3 separate regions of the Mus musculus genome follow, and all the other regions are linked to region 1. A link is a loop called in an ENCODE intact Hi-C map of the cell type or tissue named here. Cell type or tissue: heart. All regions are shown on one strand.

The links. Peaks named below come from ENCODE experiments on the same cell type or tissue, not always from the same donor. Only the 100,000 strongest peaks of a DNase experiment are listed, where the experiment ranks them.
Region 2: it touches region 1 in a loop (12-fold over the local background); 19 of 42 quality-filtered maps call a loop at or near these places.
Region 3: a loop joins it to region 1, with 20 times the contacts of the local background. A loop is called at or near these places in 4 of 42 quality-filtered maps.

The regions. Positions count from the first base shown.
Region 1 is chrX:94,862,265-94,870,264 of GRCm38, reverse strand. No RefSeq gene overlaps it. Among named protein-coding and RNA genes, the nearest start is that of Gm39526, 130 kb to the right of the region's middle. In heart, a CTCF peak has its summit at 971 (motif pointing right); a DNase peak (open chromatin) is centred at 4,494; H3K4me3 peaks cover 814 bases; H3K27ac peaks cover 960 bases.
Region 2 is chrX:95,008,837-95,016,836 of GRCm38, reverse strand. No RefSeq gene overlaps it. Among named protein-coding and RNA genes, the nearest start is that of Spin4, 14 kb to the left of the region's middle. In heart, a CTCF peak has its summit at 4,592 (motif pointing right); no DNase peak of the experiment used is centred here.
Region 3 is chrX:95,354,506-95,362,505 of GRCm38, reverse strand. No RefSeq gene overlaps it. Among named protein-coding and RNA genes, the nearest start is that of Amer1, 86 kb to the left of the region's middle. In heart, a CTCF peak has its summit at 3,243; no DNase peak of the experiment used is centred here.

The sequences.
Region 1 (8,000 bases):
AAACTTTTTTAAAAAACCCCTAATTCTGGCTGTGGTGGCGCACGCCTTTAATACAAGCACTTGGGAGGCAGAGGCTGGTGGATTTCTGAGTTCAAGGCCAGCCTGGTCTACAGAGTTCCAGGACATCCAGGACTACAAGGAGAAACCCTTTCTCTAAAAACAAAACAAAACAAAACAAAACAAAAGAAACAAAACAAACAAACAAACAAATAAATAAATAAAAATAAAGAGAGAGAGAAACTGCCTAAAATTCTAAAAATAAATACAGAAGAACCCAAAAATGACCCTAAAACTTTTTTTTTTTGAGTTTTTTGAGACTGGATTTCTCTGTATATATCCCATGCTGCAGTCAGAACCCTTGCAAGAGGTCAAGGTGGAACCTGAATCTCAGCAGCCTGCCTCCACAGCCATGATCCGTGCCCTCCCCCACGTAGTTCCTTACCACTGCCTCTTGGCCCAACCATAGGACAAGGCTCAGTTGCAAAAGCACCTTTCTTCTGAGTTTTCAATTATCCTCTCAACAACCCAAGGTAATGCAGCTCAGGGGATCAAAGGTGAAGGGTCACACATTATTTTTAAAAAATCCAGAAGGGCAGCTGCATCACGATCTCTCATTAGTGTTCTAGTGGTGCCTCTCTTTGGGTAAACTTGAATATTTCGGCAGACATTCAAGCTGCTTTTTCGGTAAAAATATTTTTACATGACAACTATGATCCTATGATCGTTCCTATGACTTCTGGTTTGTGTTCGGCAGTCATTTCCCCTCAGTATGCACTACATCCTCTTCCTCCTGCTTGAAATTAGGACCCAGATGCTTGTCTCATACCACTACCCCCATCAATTTTTTTTTACTGAGTTTTTTTGGGGGGGTTTTGGTTTTGGTTGGTTTTTTTTGTTTGTTTTTAAGATTTATTTATATTAGGTATATGAGAATTGCATGTATACCAGTGTGCCAGAAGAGGGCACCAGATCCCATTACAGATGGTTGTGAGTCACCATGTGGTTGCTGGGATTTGAACTCAAGACCTCTGGAAGAGCAGTCAGTGCTCTTAACCTGCTGAGCCATCTCTCCAGCCCAATGTATTTTTAAAATGTCTTGATTTATACCTTTCTTTGTTCTGTTATTATAAAACTCCATGAAACTGATTAATTGCTGCATGGAAGCCATTTTCTAAATCATAATGTGTTTTAAATATGGTGGCAATGAATTGCCTGGGATTAGACTCCCTGAAGTCTGATCCAGGTGGATGAAGTAAATCTGCACCAGGTTTTTATTCCTATCTTTTCACACAGTTCACTTCCTTGTATGACACCTTCAGGGACCTCTTCAACCTAACCTCCATCTTGAGAATCCCTTTTTCTAAGTTTTGTAAGTCTCTGATTTTTAAGAGATATTTATGATAGTGAAAGAGTCTAGAGATGAACATGGGTCCTGGTATGGCAATAGGCACCACAGGTAGCCATTTTTTCCTTTTTCCAGAGAGAAGGGAAGGGACTCTGGTAGAGAGGCACTAGTTTCCTTTGGATCTAATATTTTAGTCTTTTGTTGGAAATAAGGGGAGACATATTCTCTTTTGTAGCTGTTTCCTGGCTGAAATTAGGATCTTGTTGTCAGGGCCCAGGAATGTTGAAATGCTGGTTAAAGGACAAAAGGACAGGATGCAACTGCTTTGCTGCCTGGGCTCTGTTGGACCACCTAGAGCTAGTAAAGTCTAGGCTGCTTTGAGCAGTCTGGAATACTGGTTGACAGCTGATAAGAAATTCGGTCAGAAGCATCTGGGTTTACATTGGTTTTCAGCAATTCTGGGCTTATTGGTTCTGAAGGCTCACTGGAGGTTGGTGTGTTTGTAGTCTTTAGTTGATAGGAAATCTGTTGGGGCAGATATAGACTGGAGACATAAGGTAAAGTTCAGAAACCTAGGAGAAGTTTTTACATTAGGAGAGAACCCACCCTCAAGGGGAAAGAAAGCTTAAGCTCTTGATTGACAGGAGTACTTATCTGGTTTCTGTTTGACCTGTAATAGGTAGATCCAAGTCACAACTCCCTGAAGTTTAGTAAAAGAGATAAAAGTTTTAAAAATAATATTGTTACCATTGTTTTCATTTGCACTGAAGTCCTCATTGTAGAAAAAGGAGTTTACACATGTCTGTAAACAGTTTGAATAGACTAATGCCTTTGAGTTAGAGAAAAAGCTTGCCCCCTCCCCTAAGATGATTCTTGGTTTAAAATGTGAACATTCTTATCTCTATCTGGAGGGCTGGAAATACATATAGATAGGACAGAGACTTCAAATCATTTTTCGATCTTTATAACTTAAATTTATATATTTCAAATTATTTTTAGACTTTTATAACTTACATAAGTTTTAAATCTTTTTTTAAAGATATATTTATTATGTGTGAGTAGCTGTCTTCAGACACACCAGAAGAGGGCATCAGATCTCAATTCTGATGGTTGTGAGTCACCATGTGGTTAATGGGATTTGAACTCAGGACCTTCGGAAGAGCAGTTAGTGCTCTTAATCGCTGAGCCATCTCTCCAGCCCTTATATCTTTTTAATCCAGTTATTTACCATGAGACATGGTTAGCTGATAATTGAGAGCAGTCATGGCTAAGTAAGTTAATTTAAATAAAGGAGTAGCAAAATTTTACATTGAAACCTGTTTTATGAGTTTATCCCTTCTTTTTAGTATGAAGCCTGTCAGCAGGGGAAACTGGATTTTGACTTTGCCAGCAAGAGACCTAGTATCTCTAGAAAAAAACAAGGCCTGCCTTCATGTAGAAACGGACTGAACAAGCAGGTACAGCCATTGGGTGAGAAGTTGGTTGCTTGCTGGTGCTAAACTGATAAAGCTACAGTTAGCCACTAGTCTCATCATAAACCTGACCAGGTTACATTTGAGTAGGGAGTGCAAATGACCTTTGTATTGATTAAAATGACAGAGGCTTACACATTACTTAAATGGTTACCTGACATATTCACTTTGTTTCTCCTTGGAAGCAGAGTTCTCAGTGTTGTGCTTTATAAAAAGATAAAGCAAGAGAAGGAATATGTTTTAGAGGAGGTGTAGTCAGGTATGGGGGGAAGGGAGTGCCTCTGCAGGCCCAGGCCAAGGCATCCCTTTCCCTCTGAGGGACCAGCCATGTGATGGTATAGTATAAAATAGAGCATGAGTGTTAGCATTCTGTCTAAGCTCTACCCTGCAGTTACCTGGCAATAGCCAGGTATGCTCCTCTGCACAGTTACCTGGCAACAGCCAGGTTGGCCTGGCCCACTATAAAAGGGGCTGCTTGCCCCTTCCTCTCTCTTACTCCTGTTTCCCTCTTGCTTCTCTCTTGCCCTCTTGGGCTCTTCCCTTCTCCCCTCTCGCCATGTGGTCATGGCCGGCCTCTACTTCTCTACTCTCTCCTTTCCTCTGTCTTTCTCTGTCTCTATTACCCTCTTAACTCCCCTCCCCATGCCAGAGAAATTCCTGGGCCCAGGTGAACCGGTCTCTGGTTCAAGAGCACCGGCTGAGTGTTAGCCCCCAGGCCCCTACATGATGACCTGGTGTTCTGGCCTATGCTAGAATCTCTCTTGGGTTATTAATGCCCTCAGGACACTGGCAGGGGCAGTTAATCCGATTCTCTTACCCAGGGGTCACTTCACTGTCTCTGCCTCGATTTAATGGGGTGTCTTGGTCTAAAACAGTATCTCTACATCTCTGCTAAACTGTTACTTTCTCGCTAATGACCGATGACACAGACTTTTCCCCTCCCCCCTTTCCCCTCCCTCATTTGCTGATTCCAGCTCCTGCTGCAGCTCCTGCTGCGGCAGCTGGTTCTGCCGGTTCAAGTGGGTCTAGCTCTGCCCCCTGCCAGGGACTCTGCTGCCCTTCCCCACTTCTTGCTCTTGGCTCTGTATCCATCTCCCCCTGACTGTCAGTGCGCTCCCTCAGCCCACTCAAGCTCGGCTGGCCCCTGCCTCCCTCATTTGCAGCTTGCTGCAGACTAGTTCAACCAGTTTGGACCCTACTTGCTGCCCTTCCCACTCTGCTCCTTAGCCCTGCTCTCAATTCATGGTGGGAAAAGTGGGTATGTCCCTACCCCTTGCGTCCTGCCAGGGGTCCCGTCTGTTGCCGCCCCCCCCCCCCCCCCCACCAAAGAAGCTGTTTTCCTGAACTAGCAAGCCTCTTCCTCCCTTCCTCTTTCCCTATCTATCTCCCACTCTACTCAGGACTTATAAAGACTAGGGGTGCAATGTGCCACAACTTCATTGTTAGGATATGGAACACGCTATTTCAGGTGCTTCCTTTTCCCTGCCCACTTAGGACTCTGACAGCAGGAATGCTGCCCAGGACTTCCAGCAGCAAGTAGGATGCCCCTCCCTGTGACTTCTGGCCGTGAGCAGGAAGTCCCGCCCCTCAACCGTGCAGACCCTCCGGCCTGACTTGCTGCGTCTCTTCCCCACAGGTCCACCAGCTGCGCTGTGCAGCTACAGTCACCAAGCCCGTAATGTGGTGCTGCTGCTGCTGCGGGGGCCCCCTAGTGGTGGGACAGCGACCTGCAGGCCACTGTGCAGCTACAGCCACCATGCCCTACCGCACAGAACCACCACCACCTACTGGCTGCTGTGAGTTTCACAGACCTCTACTATGGGAGCTGCTGCCACCCAGCCTCTGCCATGTGGGCTATGCAGTCAAAAAGGCCCAAGTGGTTACCTATCCATGTTCCCACACCCCTGGCCTGTTCTCGTGGCCTGCGTGCCTAGTTTGTGTCACAGGCCTGAACCTGCGTGGACAGACTCATTTTCTGTCACCATGACCTTATGCCATTGCTGCCAGCTTTCTTATTCTAGTCCTAGCCGAACATTTCTTTGCTAATACAAAAATATACTTTTCTCTACCTACACAGCCTGTCAAAGTTACCTAAGGTTTTCATTCCTATCCTGTCTTAATATGATTTTTACTACTGTCATTAAATTATATTCAGTTATAGCCAATCTACATAGTGCTCAATCCTGTCAGAAGTTTGTTAATTATTAAGTTTATGACAGACAGAATTCCCAAAGTCTTTAACAGTTGGCCCAGGGTGGTAGATGGTCTAAGAAGATGTGGACACAACTACAGGATGCTGCCTGGATTGTGATATGATAATCGCTGAAATACTCAGTGGGCAACACTGGATACTCTGAGTCCAATGACTTAGCTAAACCAAGGTAAGTCATTTCTCATGTCATGCATATCCATTCCACAGAAAAAGCCCTTCGTCTTCTGTGCTTGAAAGCCAGACTGACCGCCCAAGTTGCCATAGAGTCTATGGGAACTTTTGGCTAGTGAACTCTGTCACTTTTTAACTGCTAAAGTACTGTTTATTCCCCAAACTTCTGACTACATTGACAGCTAGAAAAAAGCTTTCACAGATGTAATCTGTTCTCTCCTTACCTAAACTCTGTTTCCATTCATCAAATGCTTCTTATTTCCTCTTCTTGCTATGCCACTGTCCTAACATTATCTGAGTTCCTATAACTTTGCCTAACTCTAATGAAACATTTCACTATATGATCCAACTTTTTCAACTTTTTCATCTTGTTCCTTCTGCTCCACAAAAGGCTCATCTTAAGGACTATTTATGTTGTCAACTCATGTAGTTATTTCTTTTATAAATTTATAAGCTACAGGACACCCACTCAGATCCACCTCTCATGGACCAAATAGGCTCCATCCAGATAATTACATCTGCCCAAGCCATTCCAGAGGGTGGGATTCCTCTGGGTTTCAAATGTACATCTTAAGAAAAATGTTTTTCCCAAATGTACTTAATCTTATTCTCTACCTGTAATAATATATTTTCAATATCTTTTCAAGTCCAGGTGCTTACTATGCCCAGGATAGCTCCTGAAAAGCAACCTCCAGATGTTCCAGTCTCCTGTCACAAACACAGACACTTCTACTGGACCTGTTCCTTCTGACCTATCCTCAGATGGCTCCACAGTCCCTGGACAGCAAGGAAACAGCCAACTCTCCTAAGACTGGACCAACATCCCCCATACCCATTCTTCTAGGTTCCCTAGAGACATGTTACCTCCAATGCCAGCATGAAGCAGCCACATATTACAAGGACCCTATTCCTGCTTCACCATCACCTCTTTCTAATTTTTTTCTTTTTTTAATTAAACCAAAACAGGGGAATGTTAGCATTCTGTCTAAGCTCCACCCCACAGTTACCTGGCAATAGCCAGGTATGCTCCTCCCTACAGTTACCTGGCAATAGCCAGGTAGGCCTGGCCCACTATAAAAGGGGCTGCTTGCCCCCTCCTCCCTCTCTTACTCCTGTTTCCAGCTTGCTTCTCTCTTGTCCTCTTGGGCTCTTCCCTTTCCCTTTCCCCTCTCTCCACATGCTCATGGCTGGCCTCTGCTTCTCTACTCTTTCCTTCTCTCTGCCTGTCTCTGGCTCTACTACCCTTTTTTTTTTTTTTTTTTTTTTTTTGGTTTATGGAGACAGGGTTTCTCTGTATAGCTCTGGCTGTCCTGGAACTCACTCTGTAGACCAGGCTGGCCTCGAACTCAGAAATCTGCCTGCCTCTGCCTCTCAAGTGCTGGGATTAAAGTGCTGCCACACTGCCTAGCTCTTCATCTTTTCTGTAATCCCAACAATGGGGAGGGGAGTTAAGAGTGTAGTAGAGACACACACACACACACACACACACACACACAGAGAGAGAGAGAGAGAGAGAGAGAGAGAGAGAGAGAGAGAGAGAGAAGGAGGAATAGAGGAGTAGAGAGAGGCTGGTCATGAGCATGTGGAGAGAGAGGGGGGAAGGAAATAGGGATAGAGGAGACAGATGAGAAGACAGAGTGAGCGCAGGAAGGCAAGAGCAAGAGAGAGGAGGAGCCAAACATCCCCCTTTATAGTGAGTCAGGCACATCTGCTGTTGCCAGATAACTGTGGGGCCTAGCTTATACAAAATGCTAACACCCTGAGAGGCATCAGCCCTCAGCACTAGCACAGGACAGGACAGCATTAACTCCTTGACTGCCACACAGGGCTGGATCAGTCTTTGGTTGCCAGAACCAGAAATCTGAAATCCTTTCCTGTGGATGAGGACACCAGCCTGCCTACCTTGGTGAGGCCAAGAGGGACAATCAACTCTCCAGTGTCCTGCTTCTCCACAGTTTGGGCTGGATGGTTGCAGTAGGCAAAACACAGGGCTGTTTTCTCAGTGGTTAGCATTCCCACAATTGAGATGGAATCAACTTCTTTGGGGGAGAACTTATGTCTGCCAGGATATGGTGTTTTGTCTATCATGGGAAGATTTTTTTAGTAGACATTTTAAATACCATATTCAGCAAATCTCTGAGGAGTTTTGGGGATATTAAGTATACCTTATTTTAAATTTTACTTTTGTATACTTTTTGAGTCTTATCCTTGAAAACAGGAGGCTAAATAAAGCCTGTCCCTGTAAATGAATTACATTTGTACTGGGCATGCTTATAAATGCAGTTCTGAGCACATTAAAGAATTAGATCATTTATAAGGTGACTGACCATTAATTTGCATGTCTTAATTGTCTTCAACAGTCTGCAAGTATTCAGCTTTTATGAAATTAGGATTTTACAATGTTATCCCCTGTTAAGTTTTACTTTTAACATTTAAATTGAAGATTTACTTGAAAATCTCTAGCAGGAAAATAAAACTTTAAATAATAAATTCATAGAGGGATTGAGAACCTTAAAAATTATAAATACAATCTACAGAAAGACTAGGAATCTTAAATTTTATCTTTTTATAGTGTATCATTACATAATATTAGTTTTTTTTTGTTTTTTGTTTTTGTATATCTCAGTTTATCCAAATAGCTAAAGTTGAACAAGTTAGCAAAGTTAAAGAGGCTAGAAATATATCCTTAGGTCAGTTTCTGCCAGCCTGAATAGATGTTAGGAATTTATAAATCTCATTTATCAAATATACCTCACACGGTCACAGGAGATCAGAAGGACTCCTCTTTTTTGTTTCAGAG
Region 2 (8,000 bases), 150 kb before region 1:
AACACATTTTGTATAATAGGTCTCATGTTCTCTATCCCTCTGGCTGTCTACTGGGAGGCATTATCAGAAATTCATCAAAGTTTGTACCACAGATTCTCAAAAATAATAGTAATATAGATTTTCCTTGGCAAAAAAATATTTGGCCGTTGTACCCACTCCAACCAAGAATGCTGGCTGCATCATAGCTATACCCTGTGATTAGATCTCAGACAATAATTTAAAAACATACTCAGAGATTCCTTACATCTAAATTTTCATAGCCTTGCCACAGAACTCTCAGCCGTGAAAAGTATGTCCCATGTGCCTTGATGGATTAGCTCATCTCCTCTAACCTCATTCCCCAACGGCCATTCCTTTGTGTGCACACAAGCTATTGCTCACGTATGGATTCCTCGCCAGCAGCCACCCTTTTGCTTAACAACTTGACTCCATCTCCTTCTCTTTGACCTCCTCTCCCACTGCTCTTCTTTTTGGCCTGTAAAACGTTTTCAAATTGTTTCTATCCGTTCCTCAGATACACTTTTTCCCTTACACATTTACTCTGGACTGTCATATGGGGGAATTTAGGACACTACTAGACACTAATCCCCTTTCCCTATGAAAACACCAACTTCTTTCCTAATGAGGATGATAGCACCATATGCATATGTGGCTCCTTCTCCTGTCCCAAATACAGGTCAAATGAAAGTCACTTAGCCAGAACTCATTAACCTTCATTACAGAATTAGGCAAGGTGGCCTTTGACCTAATCTGGCCAGACATCTAAATCATCGTAATAATGATGATTACCTGCTAATTGTATAAAAAGTCCCGTATCTGGTCTTTATTCTATATCTAATATGGCTCAATCATCATGCCTGAGGCAGAGTTCTACTGGTTCTATCAAACCACTGGCATAAGAATCAATGAGGGGGAAAAAAAAAAGAATCAATGAGGGAATGACTAATCAAATTCAGTTATTACCTGCACTGTGGAAATGAATGAGAGATAACATTGAGTGTTCCTCAAAACTCTGCTCTCTTTCAATGTAGGCTAGTTTAAACCACAGAACCTTAGAGTACAGAGGAACAAGCCTTTGCCATGTTATTTATAAGCCAAACATCCCCAGATAGTACACCAAAGACTTCAAAAACTAGACAAGGCATCTCAGACTCCTTTCTCTACTTTATTAAACACAACTTTCTTCTCCCTCTCTCTCTTTTTCCCTCTCTCCCCCCTCTCCCTTTCTCCCTCTCTCTCCCTCTCTTTATATTTGAGAAATATCTTCTCTCTATATCTTTGAGAAATATTTCTTGCCATTTTTAATTTTTTGATGAATCCAGAAGGACTTTTTAAATAATCTGAATACAGTTTCCCTTCCCTCCCTCTACTCCTCTCAGTTCTTCCCTCCCTCCTCATCTCCAGATCCACTCCCTTCCTGTCTCTCATTAGAAAAGAACAGGCTTCTAAGAAATAACAACAAAATAAAACAAAATAAAATATAACAAGATAAAACAAAACCCATCTTAATTGAAGTTGGACAAGCCAAGACAACAGAAAAATGAAAGAGAAGTCATAAGAATCAGCGACCCACTCATTTACATATCCAGGAATGCCATAAAAATACTAACTGAAAGCTATAATATATACACAGAGGACCTGGTATAGACCTGTGAGGGCCCTGTGCTTGCTACTTCAGTCTTTGTGAGTTCATATAAGCTTTACTCAGTTGTTTTAGGAGACCTTGTTCTCCTGGTGTCCTGCATCCCCTCTGTCTTCCCCACTCCTGCCTCCTCTTCTTCAGGGTTCCCTGAGCAATAAGAGATTGATGGAGACTGAGTAAGGTACCAACTTATGAGTATAGCTGAACATCATTAGGAGTCATTTTATTGTTTCATTGTTGTTCAGGTAGTTACTGGTTTGGTCTTTTTTTTTTTTTTAATCTGCTTATTTTCTCTGCCATACACACCTGGCATCCATTTTTCTCCACTGCTATGGATGCTACCATGTCCATTCCCAGGGAATAAGGAGATCAGGGTACAGTGAACACAGACAAGCTTAGCAGGTAACCTGATCAGGACTGAAAAAATCCCAACTTCCTACAAGCCTCCTGAGTGTGCAGAAATCCTCTGATGATCTCTCATTCACAATGTACTGATCACTAGTCACATTTCAAACAGTATTGTGTGGTTTAATTGACCAAGCTCTGAGCCAGCTGGCTTTATTTATATCAACTTGACACAAACCTGAAGTCATTTGGCTTCGAGGAGGGAGCCTCAATTGAGAAAATCTTCCCACCAGAATGGCCTGTGGCAAGACTGTAGAGCATTTTCTTAATTAGTGATCAATCAGGGAAGGCCCAAACCATCATGAGTGAGGCCATCCAGGGTTGGTGGTCCTGAGTTTCATAAGAAAGCAGGCTAAGCAAGCCATGATGAATAAGCTAATAAGCAGCACCCCTCCATAGCCTCTGCATCAGCTCCTGCCTCCAGGTTCCTGTCCTGTTTCAGTTCCTGTCCTGACTTCCTTTGATGAACTGTGATGTAGAAGTGTAAGCCAAATAAACCCTTTCCTCCCCAACTTGCTTTTGGTCACGGTGTTTTATCACAGCAATAGAAACAAACAATTAGACGAGGTTGTTAAAGCTCAATGTCATGCTGAACAGATAGAATACATTTAGTAGATTTTCTGGTTGGAAGACAATGTCAGCACATAATACTCTCTCTTGGATGGATTTTAGACCATTACTTTGAAATCAGAAAAGATGTATTAAAATCTGAGCTTGTTGATAATTCTGTTTTCTAGGAAGGTACAAGGTATCAGTCAACATCTCTTGAATTACCCTGTGGGAGAATCCAAACCAGTTCCTCTGAACCTGGAGGCCACCTATATTGTCCCACAACTACCCTGGGACTCAGCTTCTACTAGATCGTTTTTTAAAAATCATTTTATTCATTTACATTTCAAATGATACTCCCTTCCTGGTTACCCCTCACAACCCCCATTATATTCCCCCTCTCCCTTTCCCCTTTGCTTCTATGAGGGTGTTCCCCCACTCCTCCCTCACTACTCTAGCATTCCCCTACACTGGGGCATCAAGCCTCCACAGGACCAAGGGCCTCCCCTCTCATTGATGTCAGATAAGTTAATCCTCTCCTACATATGTATCTGGAGTCATAGATCCCTCCATGTGTACTCTTTAGTTGGTGGTTTAGTCCCTGGGAGATCTGGGTGGTCCGGTTAGTTGATATTGTTGTTCATCCTATGGGGTTGCAAAACCCTTCAGCTCCTTCAGTCCTTCCCTTAACTCTTCCATTGGGGACCCCGTGCTCAGTCCAATGGTTGGCTGCGATCTGCATCTATATTGGTCAGGTGCTAGCAGAGCCTCTCTGGGGAGAGCCATACCAGATTCCTGTCAGCAAGCACTTCTTGGCATCAGCAATAGTGTCTGGGTTTGGTGTCTGAAGATGGGATGTATCACTAGGTGGGGCAGTCTCTGAATGGCCTTTCCTTCAGTCTCTTCCATTTTTTGTCCCTGTCTTCCCTTGGACAAGAACATTTCTGGATTAAATATTTTGAGATGGGTGGGTGGCCCCATCCCTCAACTGGGGGCCATGGCTATCTACTGGAGGTGATCTCTACAGGTTCTCTCTCCCCTTTGTTGGGTATTTCAGCTAAAGTCATCCCCATTGGGTCCTGGGAACATCTCAGCTCCTTGGCATCTGGGACTTTCTAGTGGCTACCCCCAGTTCCCCATCCCCTACTGCTACATACTTCTATTCAATTTCCTGACCCTCTGTTCTTTCTCCTGTCCTTTCCAATACCTGATTCTGGCCCCCTTTTTTCCTTTCCCCTCCTCTTTCCCTCCCAGGTTCCTCCCTCCCTCTACATCTTATGATTATTTTGTTCCCTATTTCAATCTGGAGTTCACAAAGCCATCAGGTTATAAAATACCACCAGAGCCATGTGTAATCTGAAAATTAGGGATAATTGGAAAAGAACAGTGTCCCCATTTCCTCCCTGAAGGAGAGCCAGCCTCCTCTCAAGGACCTCACACTCATGTCAAATGTGAAAATGGACAAATGCTCCAGACTGTCTTTGCCATTAAAATTCTGGGCCCTTCTGGAAGCCACCTCTCTTCCAACATCAATGCCCATTAAGTAGGGACACTGTGTTTTGAACTTTGGACATATTTAATGATTTTTGAGACTCCAGAAGCATTTCTGACACCAAGTTCTTTTGTCTATGTAGTTTCCAATGGAAAGTAGGAAATTAACTAACTTTGGGGTCCAATTGGAGGCAGGTTGCTCACTTTGATTTTTTTTTTTTTTTTTTAGAACATCATGCGCCTCTCCGGCCTTCACTTTGAATTTTTAATGTGTTATGGTGAAGGCTTGTGCCAAGCACCCTGAGGTTCAGTGATGGTGAAAAAGAGAACTTTTTTCTATTTTTTATTGAAAATAGATTCTTCTTTCATACAATACTTCCCAACCTCAGAATACCCTCTCTCCACTCCTTCCAGGTCCCGCACATCTTTCCCCTCTTAAGGTGCTTATCTTTTCAAAGGCTGTGCAGCTTACTCGAAGCTTTTAAACTCTAGAAGGCAATACTTAATTTTGACACCAGAGGGCGAGGGTAGACCAGGTTTGCAGAAGGTAGGGTTTTTTTGTTCTGTTTTGTTTTGTTTGCTATGCTTTGCTTTGCTTTGCTTTGCTTTGTAAATGATTGTTTGGAAAGACAACAGACTTTAATGATCCTCAAACTGCTTTGAAGAAGTGAGGGGCTATACTTTTTTGCAAACGAATTGGTAGAGCAAGTTTCTTGAAGCATAGATTATTTCAATAGAAGCAGTCAAATTTTGCACTTCCTCTGGTTCAAAAAGAAAACCAGAGAACCAAATAACCCTATTAAAAATTGGGAACAAAGCCAAACAGAGAATTCTCAACTGAGGAATACTGAATGGCCGAGAAGCACCTAAAGAAATGTACAGCATCCTTAATCATCAGGGAAATGCAAATCAAAACCCTGAGATTCCACCACACACCAGTCAAAATGGCTAAGATCAAAAATTTGGTGCCAGCAGATGCTGCCGAGGATATGGAGAAAAAGGGACACTCCTCCATTGCTGGTGGGATTGCAAACTGGTACAACCACTCTGGAGATCAGTTTAGTGATTCCTCAGAAAATTGGATATAGTACTACCTGAAGACCCAGCTATACCGCTCCTAGGCACATATCCAAAAGATGCTCCAACATGTTTGGATATGTGCCTAGAACCCAGATGTCCTTCAACAGAGGATTGGATACAGAAAATGTGATACATTTACACGATGTAATACTACTCAGCTATTAAAAACAATGAATTCATGAAATTCACAGGCAAATAGATGGATCTAGTAAATAGCATCCTGAGTGAGGTAACTAAGTCACAATAAACCACACACCGTATGTAATCACTGATAAGTGGTTATTAGGCAAAGAGCATGGAATACCTACGATACAACTCATGAACCACATGAAGCTCAAGAGGAAGGAAGACCAAAGAATGGATGATTCAGTCCTACTTAGAAGGGGGACAAAAAAAATCAAGGGAACTAGAGGGTGGGATGAATTTGAGAGGGAGAGAAGAGGGGGAGGGGAAAGGGGGTAAGATCAGGTATGGGAGGAGATGGAAAAGATGTACAGAGGGTCAGGAAATTGAACAGAGGTGTGTAGCAATGTCGGATGGGGAACTGGGGGTAGCAACCAGAAAGTTCCAGATGCCAGGAAAGCAAGAGGCTCCCAGGATCCCACGGGGATGACATTAGCTGAAATACCCAACAAAGTGGAGAGAGAACCTGTAGAGACCATATCAAGAGGTTAGGCAAGGCCCCCTGGTTGAGGGATGGAGCCACCCACCCATCTCAAAAATATTTACCCATAATTGCTCCTGTCTAAAGGAAATGCAGGGACAAAGTGTGGAGCAGAGACTGAAGGAAAGGCCATTCAGAGACTGCCCCACCTGGGGATCCATCCCATATACAGTTACCAAACCCAGACACCATTTCAAGATGCCAACAAGTGCTGACAGGACCCTGATATAGCTGTCTCCTGAGAGGCTCTGCCAGTGCCTGGCAAGTAAAGAAGTGGATGCTTACAGCCAACCATTGGACTGAGCACTGTGTCCCCAATGGAGGAGTTAGGGGCAAGGACGGAAGGAGCTGAATGAGGCCTTATCTGGCATCAATGGGAGGGAAGGCCCTTAGTCCTGTGAAGGCTTGATGTCCCAGTGTAGAGGAATGCTAGGGCAGTGAGGTGGGAGTGGGTAGGTGGGTGGGGGAACACCCTCATAGAATCAGGGGGAGGGGATAGGGGGTTTGCAGAGGGGAAATCGGGAAAGGGCAACCACAGGCTTTTCTACCCAGCCTCTTTGTTCCCAGAAATATGACTCTGAGACTTAATATTTCATGAATAATGACTAGGCCAAAATCGTTGGCTTGTTTGCGAACTAGCTCATAACTCAATTATCCTGTTTACAATATTCTAAGTCTTGTCATGTGGTCCTGCCATGTGGTTTGGTTACCTCTCCTCATTTTCATGCAACCATCTCCTTCAGTGTTCCGGGCAAATCTCCAGTGTCTGACTGTGTCCCAGAATCCTACATCCTTCTGCTGGATGTCCCACCTTCTAATCCTGCCTCAGCTCATTGGCCATAGGCTTTTTATTGACAGGTGATGCCTAAGGTTCTCTCTACAATAGTGATCTCTTCCAACCATTTTCTTAAAAATAACATAACATAATATTCTTCTTTATGGGTGAAGTATGTATTGTTGTATCCATGTATCACATACTTTTATCCAGTCATTTGTTCATGGCAACCTCTGCTTTTTACATCTTAGTTATTGAAATGGAAAGTCAAGGGTTCTTTGGAGAGTCGGTTGTGTTGGATGGTGTTTTGCTGGGGCAAACACATGAAGGAGTATTTTCATGAAGCGAACACAGGTGAAAGGCTAAGACAGACTTGTGAAGGTACATTTGGCTGAAGCAGGTGAGAGGATGTTTGGCTAAACCAAACATGTAAAAGGACAGATGATGAAAGAATCTTTGCTAACAACACGCATGTATCGGTCCACCTTACATTGTGTACTTGAACTCAATTTGTCGGGACTCCATAGAGAGAAACGCACCAAAAAACTTCTGGTGATGTGCTGCAGTTCCTTGCCACTTCTGAGAACTCAGGCTGATTGGAAGAGTGATGTCAGCTGAGACAGACACTGTGTTAAGGCTAGACAGGTGTTGAGGCAAGACACATGGAGAACACGTGATATTTGGAGGGTATAAACAGGACTCAACGGACTGTGAGTGAGGCTTGCTTATAGAGCCAGCTGTGCAAAGCTTGTTGATTTTCCTAAGAGAGACACAGCAGAGAACTCCTGAAGTTCCTCCCTGGCCCCTCCTGATGACTAGCTTGCCACTGCTGCTGATTTCTGTTTGCTATCCTGACTCTACCGAACTGAACTGCTAGAATATCTGTGAAGTGTTTGTGACTGGATCAAGCTGCCTCTGCTGACCTGTGAACTCAACTGCTGATTTCCTGACAACGCAGATGGGAGTTTCTCCAAGGAACCTTTCTAAGCAGGCCCACTTTCCCGACCCCCACACCCACACCCCGTATCCTTTCTTGTCCACTACCTCTGGTGGGTGGTGGACTACAAGGGAGGTTAAAGTGTTTAAGAATCATCATTAAAAATAGATTTAAAAGTTAGTTACAAGTTATTATGACTAATACTGCAATAATCTATGTGTGGGAATCTTTATTGTATTCTGAAGTTTATGCCTTCAGTTGCATACACAGGAATATGATGTCTGAGACATATGAAAGTTCTACTTTGCATTTTGAGGAACTTGCATACTGATTTTCTAAGCAGCAGGACTACTTTACATTGCTACCAACAGTGGATCAGCTTTCTTCCTCTGCAACCATTATATCTTCATCATCATTGTATTTTGTTTTGTTTTTCTTGGTGATGGCCTTTTTTGAG
Region 3 (8,000 bases), 490 kb before region 1:
AAGTTCCCTCTCCCTACTGTCTGGCATTTCATCTAAGGTCCCTCCCTTTGAGTCCTGGGAATCTCTCACCTCCCAGGTCTCTGGTGCATTGGGGGGTGGGGGGATCCCCTAAACCTCCTATTTGCTGAGGTTACCTGTTTGCATTTTTTCTGCTGGCCCTCAGGGCCTCAGTCCTTTTCCCTCACTCAATACCACATAAGATTTCCCTCTCCCCCCCAAGACCCCCAGATACCCCATCCTCTTTTCCTCCCAGGTCCTTCCCTCTCTCCCCACTTGTGAATGCTTTCTTCTCTCTCCCAAGTGGGATTGAGGCATCCTCATTTGGGCACTTCAACTTGATGAACTTTTTGAGTTCTGTGGACTTGATTTTGAGTATTCTGTGCCATTCTTTTTTTTTTTTTTTTTTTTTTGCTAATATCCACTTATTAGTGAGTATATACCATACATGTCCTTTTGGGTATGAGTTAGCTCATTCAAGATTTTCTAGTTCCATCCATTTGCCTACAAAATTCAGGATGTCCTCATTCTTAATAGCTGACTAGTACTCCATTGTATAAATGAACCACATTTTTCTGTATCCATTCTTCTGTCATGGGACATCTAGGTTGTTTTCAGCTTCTGCCCTGGGGCAGGCTGGACACAGGACACCATGTTAACACACATTAATGAATGTCAACTATGTCTTAACTTTTAGAAGATGTATATAGTAAAAGGAGATATATACATATAAAAGAGCTGGTAACAATTAGTATCATCACACAGAAAAACCATATAAAAACCCTCTATTGATGTTCACTTCTAAAACAAAATATAGAATGTCTGGTTTTGTAGGCTAAATCTTAGATCTCTTACAAATTCAGGAAATTATATATATATATATATATATATATATATATATATATATATATATATATATCAGTAAGGACATGTCAGAGTTTTGGCATTAATAACTGATCCAACTCATAGAAGCCCTTTATTTGCTACTCTGTGCAGGCTAGTTTTTGTGTCAACTTGATACATGCTAAAGTCATTTTGAGAGAGAGAACCTTAGTTCTACCACTAGATTAGCTTGTTGGAAAGTCTCTGGTGATGGGCATGAAAATGCCTAGATTATTGTGGGTGGTGCCACCTCTGAACTGGTGGTCCTGATGCTATAAGAAAGCAGAATGAGCAAGCTAGGAGCAAGCTAGTAAGCATCATTCCTCCAAGGCCTCTCCATTTGCTTCTGCCTTGAGGTTTCTGCCTTGAGTTCTTGCCCTAATTTCCCCAGATGTGAACTGTCACCTCTAAGTATAAGATGAAATAAGCTCTTTCTTCTCCAAGTTGATTTTTGGCCACAGTGTTTTGTCATATTCATAGAAGCCCTAATACATTTAGACATAAGTTTAATTTAATACAATTTTGATAAAAATTTTATGGGAGTAAAATTTTACATAGCATAACACTTTCCAATGTAGCCATTTTAAGTTTATAGTTTACTTGCATTTATATATATTTATAATGTTGTAAACATGTCACTAAACATTCTTAGAACTATTATATCATTCAAAGTGAAAACTTTACTCCCATAAAATGATTTCCCTTTTACCTTAGACCATAGATTTTGGTAGTATTTTTTAAATTTTTATTATTTCTTTGAGAGTTTGAACTATGTGTTTTGATCATATTCATCCAGCCAATTCTCCCCAAACTTACCAGTCCTTATTTTCAAAAATCCTTCAAGACCAATTTGTGGTACCCAAATATTCTTCCATGTATGGTCTTCTCTAGAAGTGGCTGACTTACAAGTGGCTACACTCTCAGAGAAAACTGTTTATCCTTTCCACAAGCTAAGTGTTGTGAATGGCTCCAGAAGATGCTGTTTTCTTGTCATTTAGACTCTCAAGCTCTTATACTATTTTGCCGGTCTTCTGAAATGATCCCTAAGCCTTGGGCAGATAGGTCACGGTATATAGAGTTCCTTTAGGGTTGGGATTTGTGTTGTGGGCTGTTATTGTCTTTACATTAACAAGTTGTGGCTCTCCTAGTTAATCATTGATCCAGGCGTGTTGAGTAACATGGCTTTAAAAGGCAGTGCTCTGTGGGTTCCCTGGTCTCTTGGGTCAAAACTGGAGTCTGAATTATTCCTCACATCTTAGAACTCATCAGTTCAGGAACTGAGATTGCGTCACTTGCCTTTGTTGTATCACTGAAGGTTTATAGAAATCAACTCTGTCCTAACCACTACTTTGACTTCTTTCATGATAACAAGGCACTTAAGTAGATTATTTAAGTAAGTATTTATCTCTTTGTAACATCTCTGTGAGGTATTTATGATTATTTAGTTTTTTACTAATGATATGACTTTATTTAAAAGTAAATGAACTTCTTAAAACTATTGAGCCATCGGTGTCAGAGGAGAAATATCAACCCACATATGTCCATAGGTTCCAAAAAGCATTTAGTTCCTCTAGAATTAAATTAACTCAGACCTATGTGTATGTGTAAACACCAAATAAATGACACCAAAATTTGTGCCAAAAGAATTTGTGGAGTAGTTAGGATTTTCTAGTCTAAGGTAATTCAAGGAGACATTTTATGAAAGTGGTGTCATTCAGGTATCCTGTATTTATGTAGAATTGTTTTATTATTTATAAAGAACTCTCACATATGACCTTTTGTGATATTTTCACTCTATCTCTATTGGAAGCCTAAAACGTAATATGCCTCAAGGGGAAGTGACTAACCCAAGATCATAAAGTAAATAAATCACCAAGACAGAGTAGTATACAATCTAGGTTTCCTGTCTTCTCGTTCAGTGCTTTCATCATTAAGAAACACTCAAAAGCCGGGTATGGTGGTGTATTCCTGTGAGTTTAGACCCTGGGAGGTAGATACAAGGATATAAAGAGTTTAGGTCTACACTGAAGTACATACTTAGCTCAAGGATATTCTAGAATATGTGAGAATTATATATCAAAAAATAAAATCCCAACCCAACTAAACAAAAACACTTAGAGAAGAACAGGCAGAGTTTGGATTGAGGAGTTAAGAAGAATGAATAACCTGGATAAGAGCTTTAAAGAAGCCTGAAAACCGATGAAGGAATATCTGAGGGGTTGGCTGTAGTGAAAGGTTGAGGAAAAGTATGTCAGGAAGAAATATTAAACTGCCTTTCTTAGGGTCAGTGTGAGGTTTTACATGGAAGCTTAATAGTTTCTAGTGTCAAGTGGAACTTTAGATTCTGTGGCCTGCAGTTCCACAGTTATCCATTGGATAGCACTGCTGGGCTATTTTGAAACTATTGCAGTTAAAGGCTATGTGATAGGAAACTGCTCCAATCCATTCCTCGGACTTTAAGTAGATTATTCAAAGAGTTCCTTCCTTATCCTTGCCTACCTAATAGTCATTTTATTTTTCAGTCGCCCAAGATCTATTGAGCCCATTGAGCTTTTCTTTTCTCACAAGCCTTCCCCCCAAAAGAATAAAGTCACTTTGATGTGCCTCCTCCCTACCCCCATTGTAAGACACTCTTCATCTTTTTCTATACTGTATTTAAAAAATATGCAAACCTTACTCCTTCATTATGATAATTTTGTCATATCTATTCATAAGCCAATGCATCTTTACTTCCAATTACCCCCCCCCCTTTTTTTTTCTTAAAATGCTCAGGCTAGGTATTCTTATTCATGGAGTGAACTCTTTCTTCTACTCAGAAGATGCCCAAATTCATCCCAAGCATATACTTATTTGGGACCAAGCCACCTAAGTACAAAATAAATACAGCCTTTACAAGGATGCTGGGATAAAATGCAATGGAGGAGTTAAATACAAGCCTTTTGTCACTTGAGAAAAAGTAGAAGCAAAACACTGTGTGGGCCTCCTGGCTCTTTTAATATTGACATGGGGACCAGAATTGTAAATGTACTTTTGAAGGAGTAGACTATAGGTAAATCTTGTGGAGGAAGGTAAAAACCCTAAAAAAGACAGTAGAGACACAAAGTAAAGGTTTGAGAATGTTGAACAACTTAGATAATGGAAGTGGGGAATCCTCTGGCAAAATTAAGAGTTCCAGTTCAGCCAGGCTACCTGGATTCACTTTTAACACTCTAACCTCTTAGAAATAAAGCTTTGAATAATTTCTTGAGCATTTCCATGCCTCAATTTTTTTCATTTGTAAAATGGGAGAAAGTCTGAAATATCTGTTCACAGCTCTAAAAATCCACAATGCTTTGAAAAACCCCAATTTAATTTGGTCTTAATATCTGAAGTGGCATGATACTATAAGAGTCTATATTCCATTTAATGTGAATATTTATGTATGTTGCTACAGAAAATTAATGCATTCATTTATAGAACTTCCTGTAGATATTTCAGAACATTTATCATTTCCATCTAAAATTTTGAAAACATTCATTATGAAAAATCAATTCTGGAGTCTGGAGAAATGGTTCAACAGTTAAGAATTCATTCTTACACGGTGCACATAAACTCATGCAGGCACACACATATTCATAAAATAAACAATTTTTTTGAAAAAAACAACAAAACCCCAAATCTAATTTCTGGGGACTGTTTTGTTTTATGTTATTTAATTTTAATTATGATTAAATGAGTAAACATGTAAAATTAATTGAAGCCGTGGTTGGTTAATAAGATCTTTAAAATTCAGCAAGATTTATTTTAATTTTGGGAAGCTTATACAAGACTGCCAATTTAAGGGTTTATATTTTATAGGTAGGTATATAATTAAATTTTTGTAAAGGAAAAAATATATCACTTTAATGAAAGTAATATTAATGGTAGTGTGAGTGATGCTCAGTAAATATGGGGTGGAAGTTGTGGCCAAGTGTTAGGGAACCTTGTTATTAAGGTAGCAGTTCCCCATGACTAGATGGCTTTCTGAGCTCAGCACAAAATGGGGTACTCCCCTTAGCAGGGCTTCCTTGTTGTCTTAAGGTTTTCATTGCCATGAAGAGACACCATGAACAAGGCAACTCTTATAAAGGAGAACACTTAATTGGGGCTGGCTTACAGGTTCAGAGGTTCAGTCCATTATCATCAAGGCAGGAACTGCAGCTTTCAGCAGCCACAGTGACCCTGGAGGAGCTGAAACTTCTACCTCTTGTTCCAAAGGCAGCTCGGAGAAGATTGGCTCCCATGTGCTTGGGAGGAGGGTTTCAAAGCTCACCCTCACAGTGACAGACCTCCTCCAACAAGACCACACTTCCCAAAAGTGCCACTCCCTGGGTTATGCATATTCAAACCACCACACCTGTCTCTGTCTCTGTCTGGAGAGTGTCTTTGTCTGGAGAGTGTTCATAAACATAGTTGGCTGGCCTTGTCTGAAAAGTGACCTTGTACAGAGGCCTCTACAAGGCTGTATATGTCAGCACACAAATACTGCTCTGGCTTCCTGCCTACATGATAACTAGGTACTACTGTATTATAGCCAATCAGCCCCTCTTGCTCACTTGATGCTATGACCAATTATCCCTTTCCACCTATACTCCTAATAAGGCTCTTATATATTGTATCCCTGAAACAATAAAATAGTCTTGTTTCACTGCAGCAGTCTCCGGGGGTTCATTCCACCATACTCACAGTCCATCTGAACTCTGTTCTCCACTTCTCACTTTGTACTCTTAGGTTGGTGGCCAAAAGCTTCTGAGGAGAAAGGGGGGGGGGCACAGCTGAGACATGATATACAGGGAAAACAGATATATTTATAATAACTAGTATGGATGATAAACAATACCAGTAAAGATAAATGGGTGGTTTCACAGTATGATATGGAAAACCATGGGACAATAGAAACTAGTACCATTTCTAGATGCAAGGACAGTGTTGACAGCACTGCTAAAGGTAAATTTGCTCTTATTTGCTCCCCTCATTATACAATGAAAAAAAATAGAATCTAGAGAAAATACTTTCTCAGTGAATTAGTAGCAGAAGTTGGTCTAAACTTAAGGTTTACCACCCCTTTCCCTGTATTCTCAAATAGTTCCTGTACTTGAAATGCTGGAAAAGTCCTGGCTGAGTATTACAGTTCCCATGTTGGTTCTGTGGAGATGGTGCTGGAATGCCCTAAGCTCCCCTAGTTTATGTTCCTCTGCCTATATAGGGTCCCCTTTTCCACTTAAGAACCTGCAGTCACTTCCTGAACTTTACTAAATTAGATTTGGAATTTTGTTTATTGGCTCTTTATTGTGGAGAGGCAAAAGGTGGTCCAATCTTGATACCCTTTTATACTCTCTCATTTTCTTGGGAAATTTTAATGTGTTATGTCTATTCTCTATTGCCATACTTATCTAATGTCACAATTTTTCTTCTCAGGGCAAAAGTAAGCAAATTAGTTACGTTGTTATTGTTGTTGTTGTTGTTGTTGTTGTTGTTGTTACTATGTCCAAAATCCTGGCAAATAACTTAAGAGAGGAATTATTTATTTTGTTCATAGTATTTTGGAGGTCAGGGGAGAGGGTTTATTCAAACCTAGGAGAGATTGTAAAGGAAAATAGGCTACATCATAGCAGTTCAGGAATCAGTGAAAGGGCAATGTTCCCATTTAGCTGGATTTTTCTTTTCCTCCTTTATTGTATTTGCATTCCTAGCCTGTCTGATGGGGTTGCCTTATTCAGCTTCAGCATGGGTCTTTCCTTTAGTTAAGTCTCTCTACAAATTCTGTCTCTCTTTCTCTCTCTCTCTCCCTCTTTCATACACACACACACACACACACACACACACACACACACACGCACACACACACACACACAAATCAATAGCCAAGTCAACAATGAATTTAACCATTACTTCTGATAGGATCCTCTATCTGGAGATACTCTAAGTTTTCTTTCTTCAACTATTAAAGAAAAAGTTTAGCAAAACAAAAGACAATTCACATCTAAGTTAACAAGACAGAAAAGGATGTGGGGTAGGGAAGAGTATAGAGGGTAATTGTTGGACTTAGACATAGAAAGCTGGGAATAACTTGCTTCTGTCAGAAAGGCAATGACCAGTTACTATTCTAGTGAAATTATATGTACATGCCTTTGTCTAATAAAAGCAAGCTGAAAGGCTTGGAGGGAGACAAAAGAAGTTCTTAATTCCTCTAAAGAATTAATAAAAAAATCGTAAGTAAGTAATTTTGAAGAATACATAAGATATTTTCTTTAAAAACTATTGATAGTCTCCTTCCCATCCCTATTAACCACTCCTCCACTCCCTGAAGTCCCTTCCCACAGTCATGATTTTTGTTTTTTTTAATTTTGCATTTTAATTGGTTATTTTATTTATTTACATTTCAAATGTTATTCCCCTTCCCAGTTTCCCCTCCACAAGCTCCTTATCCCCCTCCTTCCCCCCCTGTCTCTATGAGGGTACTCCCCCACCCGCCCACCCACTCCTGTCTTAGCATCCTATCCTAGGTCATCAAGCCTCCACAGGACCAAGGGGGTCCCCTCCCAGTGATACCAGATAAGGCAATCTTCTGTAACATATCCAGCTGGAGCCATGGGTACACCCTGTATACTCTTTAGTCCATGGGAGCTTTGGGGGTCTGGTTGGTTGTTATTATTGTTCTTTCTATGAGCACCTACAATGCTTGACCTAACTTCCCCATGGGAGTCCCTGTGCTCAGTTCAATATTTGGCTGTGTACATCCACATCTGTACTGATCCAGCTCTGGTCTTATTAGACGCGTTCTCACGCCCGGCCAGGAAAGACACAACAGACCAGAATCTTCTGCGGCAAAACTTTATTGCTTACATCTTTGGGAGCCAGGAGGGCAAGCGCCCAGCGCCCAGCCCCAAAAACGAAAGCCCCTTCAATTACATCTTTAGGAGCCAGAGCTCCGGCGCGCGCGCTCTATTGTTTACATCTTTAGGCAGCGAGCGAGCGCAGGGCGCGCAGAGCCAGAGAGATGCCAGCGAGAGAGAATGGCGGAAACCCGTCCCCTTTTTTAGGAGCGTTATATTTCGCCTAGGACGCATCACTCCCTGATTGGCTGCAGCCCATGGCCGAGC